2 separate regions of the Homo sapiens genome follow, and region 1 is linked to region 2. The links are chromatin loops, found by intact Hi-C in ENCODE. Cell type or tissue: CD14-positive monocyte. All regions are shown on one strand. Region 1 overlaps FNIP2 (folliculin interacting protein 2). Region 2 overlaps FNIP2 (folliculin interacting protein 2).

Evidence for each region. Hi-C counts contacts between places; a loop is a spot of excess contacts. Peaks named below come from ENCODE experiments on the same cell type or tissue, not always from the same donor. Only the 100,000 strongest peaks of a DNase experiment are listed, where the experiment ranks them.
Region 1: it touches region 2 in a loop (2.0-fold over the local background); 13 of 110 quality-filtered maps call a loop at or near these places.

Annotation. Positions count from the first base shown.
Region 1 is chr4:158,809,248-158,811,747 of GRCh38, reverse strand. All of the region lies in intron 1 of FNIP2 (folliculin interacting protein 2), which reads right to left. Among named protein-coding and RNA genes, the nearest start is that of FNIP2, 41 kb to the right of the region's middle. RefSeq lists a silencer at 597-891. In CD14-positive monocyte, no CTCF peak of the experiment used is centred here; DNase peaks (open chromatin) are centred at 397, 867, 1,397 and 2,057; H3K4me3 peaks cover 2,461 bases; H3K27ac peaks cover 2,500 bases.
Region 2 is chr4:158,850,015-158,852,514 of GRCh38, reverse strand. FNIP2 (folliculin interacting protein 2) reads right to left here. Exons shown (of 17, transcript NM_020840.3): 8 at 1,065-1,194. Among named protein-coding and RNA genes, the nearest start is that of FNIP2, 82 kb to the right of the region's middle. In CD14-positive monocyte, CTCF peaks have their summits at 1,285 and 1,491 (motif pointing right); a DNase peak (open chromatin) is centred at 1,514; H3K27ac peaks cover 517 bases.

The DNA of each region.
Region 1 (2,500 bases), 41 kb after region 2:
AGACACTACCTGTCCACTGGTTCCAAGTTGTTTGGCTCATTGTTAGAATTACCCCAGAAGTTTTGTGTGTGTTTGTGTGTGTGTGTGTAATCAACAAAGCTTCACAAGCTCTACCTCTAGGAATTCGGTTCAGTGGATCTGAAGTTGAGGCTCAGGAAACACCATTCCAATCTACCATCATTATTATTATTAATTAATATTATTTAAAAAACAAAAACAGAGAGATGAAATGATGTGCCCAAAGACACTGATTTTAAGGCAGAGAAGACCCTCAGATCATAAAATCAGGGTAGAGAAGATCCCCAAGTCAAAGTCCCTTCCATTTTATCTGGTATTAAGTCTAGGTTCTCATATGCTAGAGCTGAAAATCAGTAAGTGGGAAAATAGCTTAACTAAGTTCCTTTTTCTGCCTTTGGACAGGGTGAGGCATGAAAGTGAAAGGATATGGCATAGTGAGAAAAAAGGATTTTCATTCACATCTGTTCTGTAAAAACCTAAAGTAGTTTTTTTAAAAAACCTTTCTTAAACCCTTAAAGACATAAGGCTGATGGATGGGTGTACACCTGATACCTAAATATCCCCTTGGGAACTCATAAAAGATAAGAATATTCCCAGGAACCTTGGGTGTTTTTATAACCCACAGGGTGGATTCTCTTTGGTGACTTTTGACAGTTATAATCTTAGATGGGTCACAAGTTATTGCTCTCTCCAATTCCCACCAGGGCTTGCTACATCACTGTTCAGCAATTATTTGGCTTTTGTTACTGTAACAATAAAAGGATAAGGCTAAGCCAGAGCCTGACTCACCACAGGAGTCATAACAGGAGAACCAGGGATGTGGGGACCAGTTCAGCCAGCATTCCGCTTCAGCACAGAGCTGAGCAGAACTTGAGGAAAAAAGGCTTCAGAAGCTGCCCAGTCAGTGACTGGCCTGCAGACTCCAGAGCTGGATTAACCTCATCTTCTGCCTGGAACACTGTCATTCTGGACACAGTTAGCTATGGTGATTAATAACAAGTGCTTTACCCTGTTATGTCATCAATGCTTATCCAAATATGACCGAGACAAAAGCTGATGTCAGTTGTTAGCGTCTATGAAAATCTCCTATATTAAGATTGCTGATTTATTCCTAGTAAGTGATGTATCCTCAGAGGGAAAAGACAAATGTTCTTGAACCCTAAATCAGACACAACACTGCATTCCTTGATTCATTCACTCTTATCAGTCTGGAATTATATCTCAAAATCTCTACCCTCAGCCAGCAGAAATAAACTCTTCTAACTAGTCAAAGAAAAATTCTCATGGTACGTAAAAATCAGTAAAAAGGGAAGGAATGCAGGAAGCGCAGAAGAACGTGTGACCACAATACCCAACCCATCAGAGTCACACCCAACCATTTACGACCTCTCTGTGAAGCTTGTCACAAAGCACAAGACCATCAGCTGACTAGGGTTTGTTTTTTCTCTCTACCCACTTCATTCAACCTGTCCAACTGCTACATTTTCTATTAAGTAGCATCAGGGTAGAGTGGTTTTCACACTGTTTCCAGGAGCAGCAGTGAGAAACATTCTTTCCATTCCTACAAACCTGCATTACGCTTACTTTTAATGACCTTTTATTATACTCTTCAGAATTCTTTGGTCTGTTGCCTTAGCATATCTCTCTCTAAATCTGTGACTATTTTTATATTTCCTAGTCAGTAATCCCAACTGCTATAAATAAAGACTGGTCATAAAATCATGGTCAGCTTATCTATGTGAAGCAGCTCACCAGGGAACAATGCACTCAAGTTTCTGTACTTACTTTCTTGTTAAGTAACTACCACAGACAATCTAAGGACTTCCCTTTTTTAATAGAATTATCTCATCTAAAAATGTACATAAAATGGATATACTCATTTAGAATCATCCTGGTGATTCTAAAGCAGTACAGAGAATTTCTTCTGAATTCAAATTTCAAGATATGAAACTGTAAAGCACAATTGACTCTGAAGTGCTCTGTTTCAGTTCCTTTTCAGTGTGTAAGGGGTATACTTTAAAGACATGGCAAGTTTTCTCTTGCCACCAGAGCAACAATGATTCACAAATATGTGTGGCAAGTCCCAGATTTCTCATATAAACAGCCGTAAGAATTTTGTTTGCTAATTTGCCGGGAAAGTTTGAAAAACTCAAAAGTTGTTGGCAGCTTTGCTATAGTCAATATTTTAAGAAAGAGGATTGAAAGCAATTATTTGAGGATGATACCATATACCTGGCATCATATTTAAGAGTCACTAGATTTTATTTTTTTGAGATGGAGTCTTGCTGTGTTGCCCAGGCTGGGGTGCAGTGGCACGATCTCGGCTCACTGCAACCTCTGCATCCCAGGTTCAAGTGATTATCCTGCTTCAGCATCCCAAGTAGCTGGGATTACAGGTACCTGCTACCACATCTAGCTAATTTTTGTATTTTTAGTAAAGATGGGGTTTCACCATGTTGGCCAGGCTGATCTCGAACTCCTG
Region 2 (2,500 bases):
TCAGACATCTAGTGAGTGACAGAGCTAGGACTTGTGTTCACACAAAATTCCAAGCTTTTAATCATCTCATTCAAAGTCCACCAACCAAAAAGCAGCTTCTTGATGGGTGACAAAGCTATAATTTTTTCTTTCCAGCTAGCTCCCTAGGATTGTGAAAGGAACAGAAGCGAGGCAAGCCACCTGACATGTGCTGCTCACACATCCTGACCCCTCAGTTTCTCAGCTTGTCCCTGCAGTGTCATCTCTTCCAGGAAGGGCTCCCTAATTCCCCCCATGACCATCACTGTATTTTCTCCATCCTGAGTCTCATGGCACTTTATGTCTCCCTGTGATATTTATCATGTACCATCTTGTAAACTATCCAAGTACAGGCACATAGCTGAACTGTCTTATACCTTCACGGATCTCTACGTATGTTGAGTACTAGTCAATTTACTAAATCAGTTAATTGACATGTGAATTTTTATAGGTACATATAAAAATTCCACTTCAAGTATTTGGATTGTAGGAAGAACAAGTTGGAAGCTATGAATGTAACATCAAATGTACATTTTGCACACAAAACCAGCTGAAATAAAGACAGAAAATACCTAGATGCCATCTCTATTTAAAATCATGTTCATATCTGTTTAGTTGAAGAATTTACATTTTACAAAGAGAATATATCACAAACCCTTGACTTCATATATTTTTGAATACCACACTGGTATCACTGTAGCCAAGGAAGAGATTGATCCACCCTTCATTACTTATACAAGCTACATCTGGAAGGGACTCATTTTAAAGAGAGCACACCATTTTAAATGAACACCCAATCTAGCTCAACATGATACAACTACCCAGATACTCCCCAGTGTCTTCCAAAGGAGGAGATTTTAAAATTTCAGCTTTTATTTATTCTTCCCTTTAGAACTTCCAATTTGTAAACTTTCAGGCTCAGCTGAAGCTAATAAAAAAGTTTTGGTTTTTTTTCCACTGACAATAGGCACGAACAGCCTCCCTGCCAGTTTCATCAAGCTGCCTACACTCCTACTTTTCTCAGCAAGAGGAAACTTGCAACTCACCTTCTTGGGATGATGCCATTTTCCAAACTTGTTGTCTGACTTCGAAGCCAGCGGCGCTGGTAACTGCTGGAAGAAGATGTAGAGGAGCTTGGAGATGGGAAAGGTGTGATCAAAAGACTGCTTAGTGAGGCTGTAGGAAGAATTTGGAATTTGAAAGTTGAGGTCAATTAGTCCTCATGTAGCTACATAATGCACAACATTAAGAATGTATTTAATATCACTGAACTCTACATTTATTATGTATTTAATATCACTAAACTGTACACTTCGCCACTAAAAAAATGACAAAACCCGCAATTACCTTTGCACCAACCTAATAAAATGGTTGAGATGGTAAATTTCATATTATATGTATTTTAATACAATCCAAAAATTGGAAAAAAAATATCTATGCCAAGTAATCTAAAATTTCAGGTTCTACCAGTCATATCCAGCAGGGGGAGACTATAATTTCTCTCTTCCTAAGATTTCTGAACAGCAAAGAAAACATCCTTTAAAAAGGAACACAAATTAAACGAAATAAGAGTCACAGATGTAGCAAGTGCACAAATTAGCAGGCCCATATTACAAATGCAAAATAATCATTGCTCAGACTGTAGATTGCAGATTTCTACTAAAATGGTCCACACAACATAACTATATTGCCACCAGGTAACTAATGCCATACATAATGCTTACTTTACACATATTTCCTCCTTAGTAATCCTTCACTCTATACTTTGAGGTAAAATTAGGCAAATAAGTTTTTTCCCCATCTAGTATCCTGTCTCCCAAACTTCATCTCCATATATACAATACTTATCCTCCTTCCCTCCAGCCCCCACTGCTACTCTGTTGTCTGTGAAAAAGAAACCTCTACTCTCCAATATGCTTTCTGCTTGGATTACTTATTTGCCTCTGAACCTTTCTCTGCTTCCTCCTGCTACATATTAGATGCCTACACCTGTGTCTCAGGAAGTATGAGCTGACAGTGCCATCCCAGACTTTTCTAACAGGCAGGGAGGAGGGACTAGTCCCTCTCAGGTAGGCAAAGGGTTTCTTTCAAGTCAAGCTGCTTGATGAACATCTACTGGTTTGAAAGAATGGAAGAAAACAGACTTGTTCTGCTTTTACTTCCCTAAGGCTAAGGAATTAGACATTGAAATGTCACTCAGTCCAGTGGAAAATAAAATAGGGTGCTACAGATGGCCAGTCAACATTTTCTGAAACAAATCACAGGGCAAAGGAAATTGATTTTGGTAAATACAGTATACTATGCTCATGAATATCACTTGATAAAGCAGTGTCTCCACATGAACTATTACATTTATACTTTTGTAGGCAAATGTAAATAACCTGACTTCCCGACCTGAGCTCTTAAATACTACAGGAGTTACTTTGCTATCAACTAATAAGTAATGCCAGGTGTGGTAGGCAACTGGGGTAAGTGGTGGACA